2 separate regions of the Homo sapiens genome follow, and region 2 is linked to region 1. Evidence: chromatin loops called from intact Hi-C (ENCODE). Cell type or tissue: IMR-90. All regions are shown on one strand. Links, peaks and the distances in the headings refer to the core of each region. The heading gives the core; the rest is flanking DNA. Region 1 overlaps LOC105373262 (a long non-coding RNA gene). Region 2 overlaps SDCCAG8 (SHH signaling and ciliogenesis regulator SDCCAG8).

What was found. A loop is a pair of places that touch in the nucleus more often than their neighbours do. Peaks named below come from ENCODE experiments on the same cell type or tissue, not always from the same donor. Only the 100,000 strongest peaks of a DNase experiment are listed, where the experiment ranks them.
Region 2: a loop joins it to region 1, with 11 times the contacts of the local background. A loop is called at or near these places in 17 of 110 quality-filtered maps.

The regions. Positions count from the first base shown.
Region 1 is chr1:244,269,473-244,277,802 of GRCh38, forward strand. All of the region lies in intron 1 of LOC105373262 (a long non-coding RNA gene), which reads right to left. Among named protein-coding and RNA genes, the nearest start is that of SPMIP3, 79 kb to the right of the region's middle. RefSeq lists a silencer at 3,590-3,816. In IMR-90, for the core only: a CTCF peak has its summit at 3,724 (motif pointing left); DNase peaks (open chromatin) are centred at 3,739, 4,479 and 4,979; H3K4me3 peaks cover 292 bases; H3K27ac peaks cover 666 bases.
Region 2 is chr1:243,472,524-243,480,853 of GRCh38, forward strand. All of the region lies in intron 16 of SDCCAG8 (SHH signaling and ciliogenesis regulator SDCCAG8), which reads left to right. Among named protein-coding and RNA genes, the nearest start is that of MIR4677, 130 kb to the left of the region's middle. RefSeq lists silencers at 3,290-3,463, 3,484-3,778. In IMR-90, for the core only: a CTCF peak has its summit at 3,683; a DNase peak (open chromatin) is centred at 3,678; H3K4me3 peaks cover 624 bases; H3K27ac peaks cover 743 bases.

The DNA.
Region 1 (8,330 bases), core at 320-8,319:
GGGCGTCAGCCCGAAGACCCTGTGTTCATCCCAGAACGGCTACATTGGACATGAATTTTGAGAATCAGTCTCTGAGGTTCTAGATGGTGCTTTTGTTTCCATCAGTGACTTTCCTGTGCCCACCCAGAGCGGAAAACAGGGATTCTATGAAGAAGTAGGAGCTCTCTCCCCAGGCCCCACACACAGCCTGGCAACCCTGCCTCCCATGGGCACCGCTACTCCTGCCCCAGCACTGACTGGGCATGGGAGGACTCCTAAACCACCACCACCACCTCTCCTAATGTCATGGGCAAGAAGGGGGGAATTCCTGCACCTAATAACTCAAATCTGGTAGCCAAGCTGATTTGGGACAGGGATAGACAGTTATTGTTAAAGAGAATATTAGATTAAAGTGTACAATTAAAAGATCTTGTCAGCCATGTGCGGTGGCTCACGCCTGTAATCCCAACACTTTGGGAGGTTGAGGTGGGTGGATCACTTGAGGTTAGGAGTTTGAGACCAGCCTGGCCAACATGGTGAAACCCTGTCTTTACTAAAAGTACAGAAATTTAGCAGGGCGTGGTGGTGCACACCTGTAATCCCAGCTACTCAGGAGGGTGAGGCAGGAGAATTGCCTGAACCCTGGAGGCAGGGTTGCAGTGAGCCGAGATCACACCACTGCACTCCAGCCTGGGCGACAGGGCAAGACTCCATCAAAAAAAAAAAAAATACTAATCATCCCTTCAAGCACTTACTTTAACATTCAACAAACATCAGGCTCCTAGCAAGTGTATGGGAATTAAGTGTGGACAGATTATTAGTATGCCATCCTTGCCTCTCGAACAGGTGATGACTTGTAAGAATGAACTCTTCAGTGTGGGGCAGGGGACGGAGCATGCATTAGAGTCAGACAGAACTAGATAGAGTTCTAGACAGAGCTCTGCTGCTTCCTAGAATAAGACTTGAGCACATTATCTAATCTCTCAGTATTTATCTATAAAGTTGGCATAATAATGAAAATCTCCCCCAGATCTTGCAAGGATTCAGTAACGTAGTACCGTGCTTGGCACAGCATAGTGTTGGGTACATATTAGACAGTTAAGATTCCAGCCTCCAATCCTCCTCCTTCAGTTTCTTCATCTCTAAAGTTTGCTATTGTGTTGGCTTTACCTACCTATAGCTATGAACTGAATGTGTGTATGTCCCCAAAATTCATATGTTGAAGCCTTACTCTCCAATGTGACAGTATTTGGAGGTGGGGCCTTTGGGGGATGATCAGGTCATAAGGGTGGGGCCCTGATGAATGGAATTAGTGCCCTTATGAGAACAGACACAAGAGCACTCTCTCACTCTCTCTGCCACATGAAGATACAGTGAGAAAAAGCCACCTGCCAACCAGGAAGGGGACCCTCGCCAGACTCTGGATCGGCCTGCTCCTTGATCTTAGACTTCCCAGCCTCCCACCTTCAGAACTCAGGAATAAAATGTTGTTGCTCAAACCACCCAGCCAAGCCAAGCCAAGACACTATCTCACAAACCCAGACTTCCTGACACATAAACCCAAGAGCACCACACAGATACATTTCCTCATAAGGACTGTCAAGTCTCTGATTGAAAAAATTAAGAATTCTATTTAAGGTGGGTGGATAGACTGGGAATGTGAAAGGACTCTACAAAAATGAATGATACATCTTTGCTTAGATCTGGAATATGCTGGAAAATACTAAGTCACAGACCAAGTCCTCCTTTGCAATGTCAGCAAACTTTGACCCAAGGGCCGAATTTGTTTCCCCTCCTGCCTATTTTTCTCTTACACTGGAACACAGCCATGCTCATTCATGTACGTATTCTCTACAGCTGCTTGTACGCTAAAACCCCAAAAGTGAATAGTTGTAACTGAGCCTGTATGGCCTGCAAAGCCTAAAGTATTGACTATCTGGCCCTTTCCAGAAAAGTTTTCAACCCCTGATCTATTGGAATACATTTGAGTCTTCTATCGTAAGTGTCCATAAATCTGAGGCTGAATGCTGGAAATTGAACTATTTAGCTCTAGAGCCAGTTAAGGTTTACAAGGCCCAGTGGTTGGAAATTGAGACCAAATGAATCTGAAGGTGAGAACCAAGAGGTTTCCGCCTCATCACTGTGTAGTTCTGAAGCGAACTGTAGATCAAAAGAAGGCTTGAAAAGAAAAAAGCAACAAAATAAAAATGAGTTTTTTAAATGCTAGGCAGCAAAATGGAATTGAAACAGGACTAACCTGAGAGTTAGCCAGCTGTGCCGTAGTGCCTGGTCTGCCACCAATGAGGTGTGCGATGGGGGCAATTGCTTCACTTCCCAGGGGCTGTTACATGATTTGTAAAATGAAAGGCTCACTCATTCACCAAACATTTCTTGAACTCCTCCTAGGGGGAGCTTGCTGTCTTAGACACGAACGTCTGGACCCGCTAATCTCTAAGATGCCTTTCCAGCTTTAGAGCTCAATTTAAAGTGTTGGGTGATACCGGAGCTTTGTGGAGTGGCTATGCGAGGTGCCTGGAGTTAACATTCACACAGTGCTTTTGGTTCTGCGGCATTTTAATGATATTCACCATGGTAGTAATTTATCGCCATCTCTTCTTTCCAAATAGATAGCGTATTAGTGTAAGTCCAGTCCATCAAGCAAGCTTCTTCCATCTGCGAGGGAGGAGGCAGCCCCCGGACAGCTGTGGTTGGGACCTTCACCTTGAATTATGTAACAGTAGCAGGGGATGGGCAGATTGGCCTTCTGAATTATGCTTCCTTAGACTGGCATTTACATGAGTTCGCGGACCCTAAACACTCACCAGCAGACACAGCGAGGATGGCTTTATCCCTGGAGTAATTAATCCATGTAGCAAAGGGATCTCCAAGGTGCTGCCAACAGTCTTGGGATAATTGAGACCTTACAGCAAATAAATCCCCCAGAATCACGACCGCTTTCACCATCCCAAAGCCCCAAAGTGAGAACCACCTTCCAAAAACTCAGAATCCAAAGCCTGTTAATCCCCTTTTGTGGCAAGCCCATCCTCCTGGCCTGCCTGCCCTGCTCTCCTCCCCCATAATACCCATTCAGGGCAGTGACCCCAGTTGGCAACCCGGAGCCGCGTGGGCTGTGGTCAAACGACACCCAGATGAAAACTGCAGCTGATGGCCTGGCCTTTCGGGTCAGTAGCTGCTGTGCACAGCTCTCTCCCTGCCTCCTGAAGTTCAAATGCCAGCCTGATTTCTATCTGGAAGCATCCCAGCCCAAACATGGAACAAAAGTTCCCTCTGACAAGCCCATTTGGGTTCCAAAGTATGTTTTTATGTTTGTTGGCAAATAGAACTGTCACCAGCAACAATAACAACACTGTTTTCCCTCCACTGAAGCTACTTCATTTCTTCACATTTGTTCCAGGGCTGGAACTGGACAGATGAATAATGTAGGCTAGGCGGCTGGCCCAAGTCCTGACCTCGTGCCTCCAAAAGCAAACACAGAGGTGAAAATGGAGACTTGTTTGTTTGAACTCTCACTGCCTAATTTAAAAAAGAAAAGGCAAAAAGAAAAACAAACCTCCCACCATCCTATTTCATCAATGTAGACACTGATGGGTTTTGTTTTGTTTTGTTTTGTTTTTCTTTTCTTTTCTTTTCTTTTTTTTTTTTTTTTTTTTCCATGTCTTACTTTTTGAAACATGGAACTACAGCCCTCTACTGGTGCAAGGAATGAAGCCAATTTCTCAATCATCGAGGCTACCCTGCCATCTTGTGGCCATGTGAGGGATGCACACGTGTAGATCAATTTCTCAGCATCACAAAACAGTCTAGGTAAGACGTTGGAAGGGTTCTTCAAAATATTCACATGGACTTTCATTTAAGACATTTCTTGTATCGTTTGGGGAAAACATCAATGGGATTTGGAGTCAGAATGTTGGTTCCTGCGTTTAAGCTCTGTCAGTGATTTGTGACATCATCCCTGAGCAAATAATTTCATTTTTAGGAACCTGTTTTCTCATCTGTAAAATGGAGGTCATAATAAATGTTTGATTCTTGGAGTTTTGTAGTGTTTACATAAGATCATGCATATGAAGAGTGCCTTGTCCACTTTAAAATCATATGCACATGAATATATTAAAAATCCCTAGAGAAGTAGTTTCTATCATCATACTTGGTAAAACTTTAGAAACTTGAAATCGGTTTCAATGACTAACCTTACTATAGTCTAAAGCCCTGGCCTCAGAATAAAGAGAAGGACTTTACACTGTCTCATGCTTTCCTAAAGATACATACTGCCAAGTCCTCTCCGTTTTCATTTTTCTGATTTAAGTCAAGTCAGTTTCTTCGGCCTTGCTTCACGGGGCCAGCCAATGAATAATGAGGAGTGTAGATGCGTCTTGGGAGGTGAAATAACTTTGCTTACATGGAATCGCAAAGTGCTCATTAGTGTGGGGGCTTAGGTATTTGGCTCCCTCGTCTTTTGGAAAAAGCCCAAACCAGACACAGCAGCTAAAGGAGCCCTCATAGGATGTCTGTGCTGCACGATGCTGACGCAAGATGACTCATCACACACTAGCTGGGTTTGGCCACTGCTTCTGTGCAGCTGTTTGCAGAAAGCCAAAAATTTCTGGTGCCAAGCTGGGGGCTTGGTGAACAAACCCAAATGTTACTGTCCTCATCTCCTGCTAAATTTCAGTCCTGCTCGGGCCGTGGCCCAACCAGTGTTAAGTCTACTGATGAAAGTCCAAGTCACTGTCCTCTGTGCCCTCTCGTTACTGTGTCCTCAGGTTACTGAATTTATCATTCATCTCACTGATGCATAAGGTAGGCTTAGGGTACATTTGGCAGCAGGATCAATAGTTTTGCAAAGAGAAAATAGATGCCAGCCAAAGGAACATCGAATCCTTGGGCGAATGATGAGGACGGATGACTCATGTCCAGGCCATCTTCCCTCCGGGCTGGGCTCCGCTGTCTCCATACTCACCTTCTGTCTCCAAGTTTGGTTCACTAGGCCCATCCTCAGGAAGCCTCCCTTAGGATCCAGGATGAGTCACCAGCACCCCAAGTGTGCTCGCTGGTGAGGATTATAGGAGGGGGAGGTAGGCTGTGTCTACAGGAGATCCTGGGGCACATCTGGGGGATGGAGGTGAAAGGTTATCCCTCTGTCCTACAGAATGAGGGTCCCCCTTCAATCCCCTAGAGGTGACATGCCAGAACGCCTGAATCAGAGAAGGCACTCATTCCTCCCACCTAACTCTTTTTATTTTTTTTAATACTGAGTCTTGCTCTGTCACTCAGGCTGGAGGGCAGTGGTGGGCTCCCAGATCACTGCAACCTCCGCCTCTCAGGTTCAAGTGATTCTCCTGCCTCAGCCTCCCGAGTAGCTGGGATTATAAGTGCACACCACCATGCCCAGCTAACTTTTGTATTTTTGGTAGAGATGGGGTTTCATCATGTTGGCCAGGCTGGTCTCGAACTCCTGACCTCAAGCAATCCACCTGTCTTGGCCTCCCAAAGTGCTGGGATTACAGGCGTGAGCCATTGCACCCGGCCTCTTCCACCAAACTCTTACAGGGTTATCCCAGAATCTTCCAGAGACACCACCCTGTGGATGCAACCTGGGGCTTTCTTCTCCACAGGCCATGTCTGAAAATAGGAGGTTCTTCCTCTCTTCCACACTGGGAGAGAGATAGCAGTCAGGGAGAGAGAGCAGACGGGGAGAGAGATAGCAGTCAGGGAGAGATAGCAGTCAGGGAGAGATAGCAGTCAGGGAGAGAGATAGCAGTCAGGGAGAGAGAGCAGACAGGGAGAGAGATAGCAGTCAGGGAGAGAGATAGCAGTCAGAGAGAGAGAGAGCAGACAGAGAGAGATAGCAGACAGGGAGAGATAGCAGACAGGGAGAGATAGTCAGAGATAGATAGCAGATGGGGAGAGATAGCAGTCGGGGAGACATAGCAGTCAGGGAGAGAGATAGCAGTCCGACAGAGATAACAGACAGGGAGAGATAGCAGTCGGGGAGAGATAGCAGTCAGGGAGAGATAGCAGTGAGGGAGAGATAGCAGTGAGGGAGAGATAGCAGTCAGAGAGAGAGATAGCAGTGAGGGAGAGAGATAGCAGTGAGGGAGAGATAGCAGACAGAGAGAGAGATAGCAGTGAGGGAGAGAGATAGCAGTGAGGGAGAGAGATAGCAGTCAGGGAGAGATAGCAGTGAGGGAGAGAGATAGCAGACAGAGAGAGAGATAGCAGTGAGGGAGAGAGATAGCAGACAAAGAGAGAGATAGCAGTGAGGGAGAGAGATAGCAGACAGAGAGAGAGATAGCAGTGAGGGAGAGACAGCAGTGAGGGAGAGAGATAGCAGTGAGGGAGAGAGATAGCAGACAGAGAGATAGCAGTGAGGGAGAGATAGCAGTGAGGGAGAGAGATAGCAGTGAGGGAGAGAGATAGCAGTGAGGGAGAGTGATAGCAGTGAGGGAGAGAGATAGCAGTGAGGGAGAGAGATAGCAGTGAGGGAGAGAGATAACAGTGAGGGAGAGATAGCAGTGAGGGAGAAATAGCAGTCAGGGAGAGATAGCAGTGAGGGAGAGAGATAGCAGTGAGGGAGAGAGATAGCAGTGAGGGAGAGAGATAACAGTGAGGGAGAGATAGCAGTGAGGGAGAAATAGCAGTCAGGGAGAGATAGCAGTGAGGGAGAGAGATAGCAGTGAGGGAGAGAGATAGCAGTGAGGGAGAGAGATAGCAGTGAGGGAGAGAGATAGCAGTCAGGAAGAGATAGCAGTCAGAGAGAGAGATAGCAGTCAGGGAGAGATAGCAGTCAGGGAGAGATAGCAGTGAGGGAGAGAGATAGCAGTGAGGGAGAGAGCAGTGAGGGAGAGATAGCAGGCAAAGAGAGAGATAGCAGTGAGGGAGAGATAGCAGGCAAAGAGAGAGATAGCAGTCAGGGAGAAAGAGAGCAGTCAGAGAGAGATAGCAGTCAGGGAGAGAGAGAGCAGTGAGGGAGAGATAGCAGGCAAAGAGAGAGATAGCAGTCAGAGAGAGAGATAGCAGTCAGAGAGAGATAGCAGTAAGGGAGAGACAGCAGACAGAGAGGGATAGCAGACAGAGAGAGAGATAGCAGTGAGGGAGAGAGAGCAGTCTGGGTTTTCCTTCAGGAAGGTGCGAGAAGGTGAGGTTTTCTTTAGAGGTTTTTCATGTTCTTTTTAAACACTTAACATGAGCCAAATGAGAGTGGGAATTAAAGGTATGATGGCCAAATCTGACCTGAAGCACCCACTGTCTAACAAGAGCGGAACTGGTGATGGCCACAATAATACTGCAGACATCTCTTGGAGTTTTCTGTAATACATGGAAAAACACCAGCCTTGGAAACTCAGACATCTGGGTTTGAGTGCCAGCCACGAGGCTAAAAGATTCCAGAAGGCCAGAGGGGGAGAGTGTCAGAGTCCACTGCTAGACTGACTGGATGTCTTCACATACAGGACTGGCAAACGGACACTTGTAAGTTTGGAAAATTTGACAGCAAAACAACAGAGAAGGGGGCACTGCCAGCTTTAAATACAATCCAATGAATTAATTTATTTGGAGAAATAATCTCATTTTAGGATATTCTTTTTTATTTATTTAGGATAAACCTATTAATAAAACGGGTAATATGTTACCTGTCCTCTAAATCTGATCTCACAAAAGTGTGAGAAGGAGCAGGGGTCAGGGGATTAGGGGGAAGGGGTGGAGTTTAGGCAGAGACTAGAGTCTCTTCAGACTTTCAGTTTTCTAGATCATATATAAATCACTTTTTTAAAACTTTTATTTTAGGTTCAGGGTTACATGTGCAGGTCTGTTTGTTTATTTTTGAGATGCAGTCTCACCCTGTTGCCCAGGCTAGAGTGCAGTGGCGTGATCTTGGCTCACTGCAACCCGCACCTCTCGGGTTCAAGCGAATCTCCTGCCTCAGCCTCCCAAGTAGCTGGGACTACAGGTGCGTGACACCACTCCCGGCTAATTTTTATATTTCTAGTAGAGACGGGGCTTCACCATGTTGGCCAGGCTGGTCTCAAACTCCTGACCTCAGGTGATCTGTCTGCTTCAGCCTTCCAAAGTGCTGGGATTACAGGCATGAGCCACCAGGCCCGGCTGTGCAGGTTTGTTACGCAGGTAAACTGTGTGCACTGGGGTTTGGTGTACAGATAATTTTGGCACCCTGGTAGTAAGCCCAGTACCCAACAGATGCTTTTTCTGCTCCTCTCCCTCCTCCCACCCTCCACTCTCAAGGGGGCCCCCGTGTGTGTTGTCCCCCTCCTAGTATCCATGTTTTCTCATTGTTTAGCTCCCATTTATAAGTGAGAACGTGTGGTATTTGGTTT
Region 2 (8,330 bases), core at 178-8,177, 800 kb before region 1:
CAGGTTAAAAATGAATTCACTTATGGTCAGCTGTGTCCAGGCTGAAAATGAGTCACCTATGGTCAACTGTGGGAAATAGGAAGCTGTCATGCCTACTGCAGCTTCCCTCAAAGGTACTTCGAGCAATGAAAATACATTCTAATTTATTTGCTGTGGAACAATGCAAAGGCTTCCTCAAAAAAAGAAATGAAACCTGGAGAATGTGTGACTGAACTCCAGCAGGAGAACAGGACACAAGTCTAGAAATCTCAAGTGTCTTCAAACTGTTATTATTTTTATGGATTTGTGACTCCAGCAAACAACTTTTACTATCTTAAACAAGGTCATCTGAAAATCACTTGAAGATTGTTACCAAATTCCTTCATAAATATTTTCTACAAACATAAATGTCCACCAGAAATTTCAGATAAAGTACTATTTCTCCTGTGTCAATTCTTTGTATTTAAAATTTATCTCATATACCTAGGTTTTAAAACACGTTTTTAAATTTTCAGAACTCATTTCATGCTGAACATGTTAAGTGCTAGGATATTCTTACTTTGTCTTCCGAGTTTAGGATCTCTGCGGGGGTGTGGGGGGTGTGTCTGTAGAAAGCATAATTTTGATTGTTATCCACCAATTGGAAGAAATCCCTACTTTAATCTCTTTTACCTTCCAAGTGTACATGGTCCCAAATTTGTCAGTCTTAGAATTTCTTGAAACAATGCAATTAAACTGCAACATATTTCCTAACATTCTTAATTAAGACAGTGACTGAAAAATGTAGATTAACAGAAGTTACTGTTTTTATCAACATATTTTCTCTCTCTTTCCCGCCACCATCACATCCCCCTCCCCCTACCCCTTCTTGCTTTAAATGTCTGATGTCAGTTTCATCCACATGTACATTATGCACATGGCACTGAAGAAACAAAGTAAAAAATTCTCTTTTAATTCTGAGCTGCATGCCCAGCGCCACATGCACTGTCTGTTACATGTCGCTTCTTATGAGGTTCATGCTGGGAAGTTTCTTTTTAAAGGCGAAGTGTTTCTGAAGGAAAGAGTTCAGGTTGGGCAGATTGTGTTAGAAAAATCTCACTGTCTCCGAGTGGAATTAATATACTGATTATTCTGTGCAGGCTCAAACTGGCAGCGTGTGCAAAAGTTCAAGAGTGTCTGGGAATTGAAATATGGAGGAGAAAGCGGGAGAGTGAGCAGAGACAAAGAATTGGAAGTAGGGCTCAGAAGTGAAACTAAACGGTAACTTTGTAAAGAGAGGAAGGGAATTCAAGTCTGAACAACTGTCATGAAGCAGTACTTACTGAAAATATTTTTATGGAATCAGGAAGCTCCATTTTCCATGGCACTTTTTAGGAGGGGTCTTACAAATGAGTTTGGTTATTGGAGGAGAGTTGCCGGCGGGGGGGGGGGGGGGGGCCGGGGGAGTACTTCTTTGAGTTCTCAAGATCCTTGCCAGTTTCAATTAAGTCACATGAGAAGCTTAATCACTAACATAGAAATGTAAACGGGTTGCAGTATTTCTTTGGCCTATTAGCCAAGATTTTTTTTTTCCTGTTTATTAAAATTTGAGTCCTTCATGATCACTGACAAACAATGATTCATTGGTTTACAAATAAGGAATTAAAAGGTAAGAAAAGCAAATGCAATCACGCAGCACCTTTCCCATCGCGGGGAAATCAACCTTTTTACTCATTGCCTCTCAGGGGAAAGAACTTGGGACGTGAGCATGGAGTTAATGAAGCTTTCACCCATCTCCTCCTCTCAACCGTCATCCCGGTTTAATCCTCTCCTTCTGCCAAAGTCCAGAGGCCCTGCGAGCCCCCGTGGAGTCGCCTGAGCCAGATGCTCCGCACCCAGCCTCCCCAAGCCCCGGCCGGCTGCCCTCCAGGTGCGGGCTCCAGGCCCTCTCGCGCGGCTTCGGGACTCGGCCGAGCCCGGGCCTAGTATCCAGAGTCGAAGCAGCCGCCGGGAGGTCTGGGTGGGCAGGGAGGCCGAGAGGACGGTGCACCGCCCGGCAGCGCTGAGACCTGGCCGCCTAGGCCACCCTGCCCGGCGAGGGAGAGGGGTGTCTCCTGCCTGGAGCGCTCCGCGGTGGCCCGAGAGCAGGTGCTGGCGTGCGGGAGGCGCACGTGGAGCCCTGCGGTCTGTTCCACCTGCAGAGGCACAATTGCCCAGCGTGGGGTGGAAGGCAGGCTGGGAGCTCCCGGGACGCGGCGTGGCAGCGCAGGGCTCGGCTAGATGCGCTCCTCCTCGGACTGGTTGAGTAAGGGAGGAGGCTCGTCCTGAACGTGCACAGCCGCTCCTAACTCCGTCAACGGAATTTCACTCAACTCCGAGACTGAAGCATTTTATTGGCAGCATTTAGAATCGGGGAAAAATCTACCTTCTGTTTAGCAGTTGCTCTTTTCTGAAGCAGAAAATTATCTCTAGGGATGACTTAGTAATAGGGTACCCCATTGCCATGTGGGTCAGGGATTGGGGGAATGTCCGGATCCTGCCAATGCACCTCTGTAAAAGGTGGCATTCAGCCTGGGAGGAGAGGAGCTGGCAGGGCAGGCCGCCCCCAGACACGCACAGGCCCAAGCTCTGTCCTGCAGCCCCTCCCGGACACGCACAGGCCCTGAGCCCTGTCCTACAGCCCCTCTCCTGTTGTCATTTGCTATCAGGGCAGTTCTACCGCCGCCACTAAGCTTTGCTTCTCCCAACACAACCAAGAGACGGACATATAGCAGTGAATACTGTCTGGATGGTTTAGCATGTCTGGGGCGGGGGTCTTTCTATTGCCTGCAGGGGTTTCCGAGTCTACCCAGCAGGTGCTCACCAGGAGTGGGGGCTGTGACTGGGACCCATGGCCTGTGGTGTGAGGGGTGAGGGGCCACTGTGTACTGTAACCGGGAGCAGCCTGGAAGAAGGCCCCTGCTCCCCCTTCCCTCCGGCGCCTCTTACTCAGGAAATCTTAATGTGGGAAGGATGTGTATGGGGCTCCATAAGCAACACTGACCCAGTCCTGGGGAGAGACAAACCCCTCGTCCGCTCTCAGATCATCCTCAGAGATCCTCTGGGGCCTCTGAGTTGAATCCCAGGCTCTCCCCTGCTTTCGCGAGGACCCAAGGCTTATGCACACAGAGGGTTTCTGGTTGGAACACCTAAAAGTTGATTGATGACAGAGAGATGGTGCTAAACTGGCATATTGCAAAGCAATCTTGGTATTTGTTCTTTGTCACCTTCCTCAAGGCTCAAGGTGCTTTTTGGGCTAAAATGGGGCATTCTGTGAACGTGTGCTACTTTTGAAAAATAGAGGAAGGGGTGTTGGAAGCCTAGACTGGTTCTCTTGCCACTCCTCAAAAAGCAAAATTTTGCAGCCCAAATATTAAAAATTGACTCCGCGTATTCCTTCTCCCCCACAGTGGCACACAACTGGGCAGGCTCCATCTCGTCTGCTGCTGGAACCCACTAGAAACCAAATGAGCCCTCCAGCAGGCCTAATCACTCTGATCTGTCATGGACCTTCTAGCTGGAAGAGTTATGCCATCATATTATCCCAACACTCATCAGTGTGTGGAGGACCCCCTTTTACTGAATGATTTATTGCTCTTTGCAGAATTCCTTTGGCTGCAGATTTTATTTCTGAGTCACTCTGTTCAGCTCAATTGGTCGCCTTCAGTTACCGTGGCAACCAGCAGATGGGGTTCTTTGACAAGGGTCAGCGGGGAGGCTGCCTTGGTTTGGACAGAAGAGGAGCTAAATAAAAAGCTTTCAGCATTGACGGTTCCGTAGCGGACGGCCAGGAGTTGTTATCAAATTACTTGCATTAAAACCTAATTAAGATGTGTGCCAATAAGTGGGCTGTAGTGATTGAATCTGGTTACTTAGCTGCTGTGGGCCCAATCTTATGCCATCACACCTCTGTGGCTAGTTTGACTATCCCAAGAATGGTCAAATATGAAGGAAATTGAGGAAGACCTCACCACAGTGTGGAACGTGACATACTCTGGGACCACACCAGGAGGGTTTTAGTCTCTGGGAGCACCAGAAAGTCCCCATTCAAACAGAAACTTCCTGAAAACACAGCAGTGTGCCCCCCAAACCCAAGATGGCAACTGAACAGGACCTCCATGCGTCTGATAGTTCCATGTCTTCCGTTAAGACTATTGGTAATTCAGTTGCAAATAGCATTCAACAAAATAAAACTGGCTTGTAATCACTCTGGGTTAAAGAAGTCTAAATAGAGACATGCCAACTAAGTATGAAGGATCTTTTCTGGAGTGGGAAGAAAGGAACATTATTGGGCCAGTCAACAAGATTAGAATCCAATTCAGTAGGTTAGATGAAGCTATTAGATCAATATGAAATTGACTGTAGTTGGTAATATACTGTGGTTCTGTAAGAGAATGCCTTTATCCTTAGGAAATACACACTGTAGCATATAAGATAAAAGGGCAATGGTGCATGCAGCTTACTGTCAACTGGTTCTGTACACACACACACACACACACACACACACACACACAGAGAGAAAGGCAGGAGAGCGTAATCAATCAGATGGGGCAAAATTATTACAGTAGGTGAATTTGAATAAAGGGTATGTTGGTATTCTCTGTAATATTCTTGCAACTTTTTATAAGTTTGACATTATTTCCAAATAAACCCATTTTTAAGGACGGCTTTAGGGTGAGGTAGGGTACAGTGTGCGTGGCAGTGTGGGTTTTCCTGCTGGTGCTTCTGTATGGCCTTGAGCCACATGCAGCATAGATACTACTCTGCAAAGATTCTGATTTTCAACAATTTCCATTCCTCTGTCCCATTTCCTTTGCACAGTGGGGCTATCCTCACCATTAGTCTGTTCTTGCTTGAGACAAAGCTGATTAAGGTAACTCTTACTTCAGGCAGATGGTCTTCTAGGTTCTTCAAAGTCTAAGATTCATAACGTGTCAACTCCTGTTTCATGGTGTCAGGATCCTTTATTCATGCCCAGTCTTCCAAAGGTATTACAAACTCAGCCTTGGTTCGATAGCACTTGTATTTTAAGAAGGTTACAAGGTAGTGATTCAACAGATCTAATTGCCCTAAGATGAAGCTGTGCCTCCTTTTTGGTAGAAGCACTGTTTGAAGAAGTTGGTCTTTGAAGAGCCTCGGTGATATTGTCAGAGGCTTTAGGTTCCTGTCAGAGGCAGCTGTGCTGGAGCTTGAAGAGCTGAAAGTGTCCCCTTGGCCATGGGCCCATTCACTGGGGGCCAGTGTGGCACTGTGGGCTTCCCAACATGGTCTTCCAAGCTTCTGGCCTCTTTTGCATCCTTTGTGCCAACACCAGTCTGTGGATGAGATCAATGTGGCTCAGAGTGTGGTTTCCAGAGTACGGTCCTCAAACTGTTACTGGTCTGGGATGAGGCAAGAACTGAAATTGAGTCAGAAATTTTCAAAACAATCAAACACTGCTTCCTCCTTTTTATTGTACTCCACAAAACCATTAGTCTACAATAGATTGGAAATTTTAAAAGAATTAAAATCAAGTCTGGTTCTCCTCACTGAGCTCATTGGGGAATCCCTGGCCTAGGGATTTCCCTCTTCTCCCGCCCCCAGGCCTCGGAAAATGAACTGGTGTCAGCTGCTGCCCAGAAGGTTACCCAGCGTGTTCTCTCTCTCAGGGTCCTTCCCTTAAATTCTCAAGTTTGACATGGAATAGAAGAATGTCGGGCGTTTCAAAAAAGGATTTTGAGATGCTGCAAAGCTCACTGGATTTAGAGTCAAGAGATGTGGGCTCTAGCGCCAGATTTACTACAGACAGGCTGCCTGACCTTGGGCAAGTCACTTATACTTTCTTGGCTTCACCATAATGGGCTGAACTGAATGTTCTCTAAGGTGCCTCTCAGCCCTAACATAATATGATTCTTTTCATGAGAAGAGCAGGACTTGATCCCCCCATCACTTGGGGGCATCCCCAAGGAGCCCCCTGTTCTTCCTCTGCAGGCAGCCAAGGCTAATTAGGAATCTGAGAGAATGAGCCAGGAAAGGGGCAGTACAGGACATACATTCTCTTCATTGAAGGTGGTACCCCCTCCCCACTGCACGATCCTCAGGAAGAATTCCTTTATTGAAACCATTATTGAATAGGGTAGATTTAGGCACGGGAAATGTAAACAGCAAACCAGCCACTAAAAGTGCGTTAATGTCACGCCTGTAATCCCAGCACTTTGGGAAGCTGAGGTGGGCGGATCATGAGATCAAGAGATCGAGACCATCCTGGCCAACGTGGTTAAACCCCAACTCCACTGAAAATAAAAAAAATTAGCTGAGCGTGGTGGTGTGTGCCTGTAGTCCCAGCTACTCGGGAGGCTGAGGCAGGAGAATCATTTGAACCCGGGAGGCGGAGGTTGCAGTGGGCCGAGGTTGTGCCACTGCACTCCAGCCTGGCCACAGAGTGAGACTCTGTCTCAAAAAAAAAAAAAAAAAAAAAGAAAGTGCCTTAATGTTCTGAGCAAGGATAATGGGCTAGAGCGTGTTCCGGAAGCCTCAGCACACTGCTTGTTCTCACTGATAGGACCTCGTTCACGAGATGGAATTATGTAAAATGCCGCAGCAATGGTTAAGTGTTGGAACAAAGTAATACAGCTTTACATTAACATGGTTTATTCACTAGAATTAATGACCTAGAGCAGTAATTGCATTTTCAAAACTTCAGCTTGCTGACTAGGTGTATTGCTATGTAAATAGCTAGCGATATTTGAAGATAGGAACACAGTAAAATCTGTAAAGTAATAGGATTGTAGAAATATGGAGCTGGAGGAGAATGTAGTCATCTTCTAGCCCCGAGGCTGGCAAACTTTAAAAGGTCAGGTAATAAATATTGTAGGCTCCATGGCCATATGTTCTCTGTCGCAGCTACTCGGCCGTTATGGTGCAAAAGCAGCCATAGACAAAACGTGAATGAATGGGCATGGCTGGGTTTCAATGAAAGTTTATTTAGGGGCGCTGCAAGTTGAATTTCATGCAGTGTTCACATATTATACTCCTTTTGATTTTTAAAAATCATTTTAAAATGTAAAAATCACTCTCAATTGGCAGATCATACAGAAACAGGCAGTGGCCTGTAGTCTGAAGTTTGCCGACCTCACTTCTAGTTTTCTCCTCTCATTTCACATGTGAGGAAACTGAGATTCAAAGTGATCACAGGATTTACTTAAGTTCTCATGACTGACGCCAGAGTATTTTAGGAGCAGACTAGGAGAGTTTTCATGTAGACAGTTGGTTGTTTTGATGATGAAAATTGAAGCCACACAAAAATTATTCTCCAGAAGAACTCATTTCGTATGTGTGATTAATACTGTGAATTAGAATGTACCAGTGGTTCTCATGCTTAAGAATTCATCAGAGTCATCCAGGGGCCTTATTAAAACACATGCTGCTGGGCCCCACCCTCAGAGTTGATGGTTCAGGTCTGGAGATCTTATTTTCTCCATTTTACAAATGGAGAACCTGAGGTTGAGAGAGATACTCAGTCTCAGGCTTAAGGTAAAATAGCTAGCTTGTGATGTCCCCCATTTCCAAGTTCAGCACTCATAGGATTAGGATTAGAGCTATAAGTAATCATCAAGCAGAGAGGCAGGGCTGCAGTTTTGTTTAGAGAGATCCTTCTAGTCTAGCTGTTGCGGGGAGTATGGATTCCAGGGGGCCGTGTGGAAGCACACAACTCTATGAGAAGGCTGTGCAGGAACCTGGATGTGAAGTGCTGGCAGCTGGACTTCAAGAGTGAAGGTCATGGAATGGATGGGTGGATGGATGAGTGGGATGGATGGATGGGTGGGATGGATGGATGGATAGGTGGGATGGATGGGTGGGTGGGATGGATGGATGGGTGGATGGATGGATGGATAGGTGGGATGGATGGGTGGGTGGGATGGGTGGATGGGTGGATGGGTGGGATGGATGAATGGGGGATGGATGGATGGATGGATGGATGGATGGATGGGTGGGATGGATGGATGGATAGGTGGGATGGGTGGGATGGATGGATGGATGGGTGGATGGATGGATGGATAGGTGGGATGGATGGGTGGGTGGGATGGATGGGTGGATGGGTGGGATGGATGGATGGATGGGTGGTATGGATGGATGGGTGTGATGGATGGATGGATGGGTGGGATGGATGGATGGATGGGTGGGATGGATGGATGGGTGGGATGGATGGATGGATGGATGGGTGGGATGGATGAATGGGGGATGGATGGATGGGGGATGGATGGATGGATGGGTGGGATGGATGGATGGGTGGGATGGATGGATGGATGGATGGGTGGGATGGATGGATGGATGGATGGATGGGTGGGGTGGAT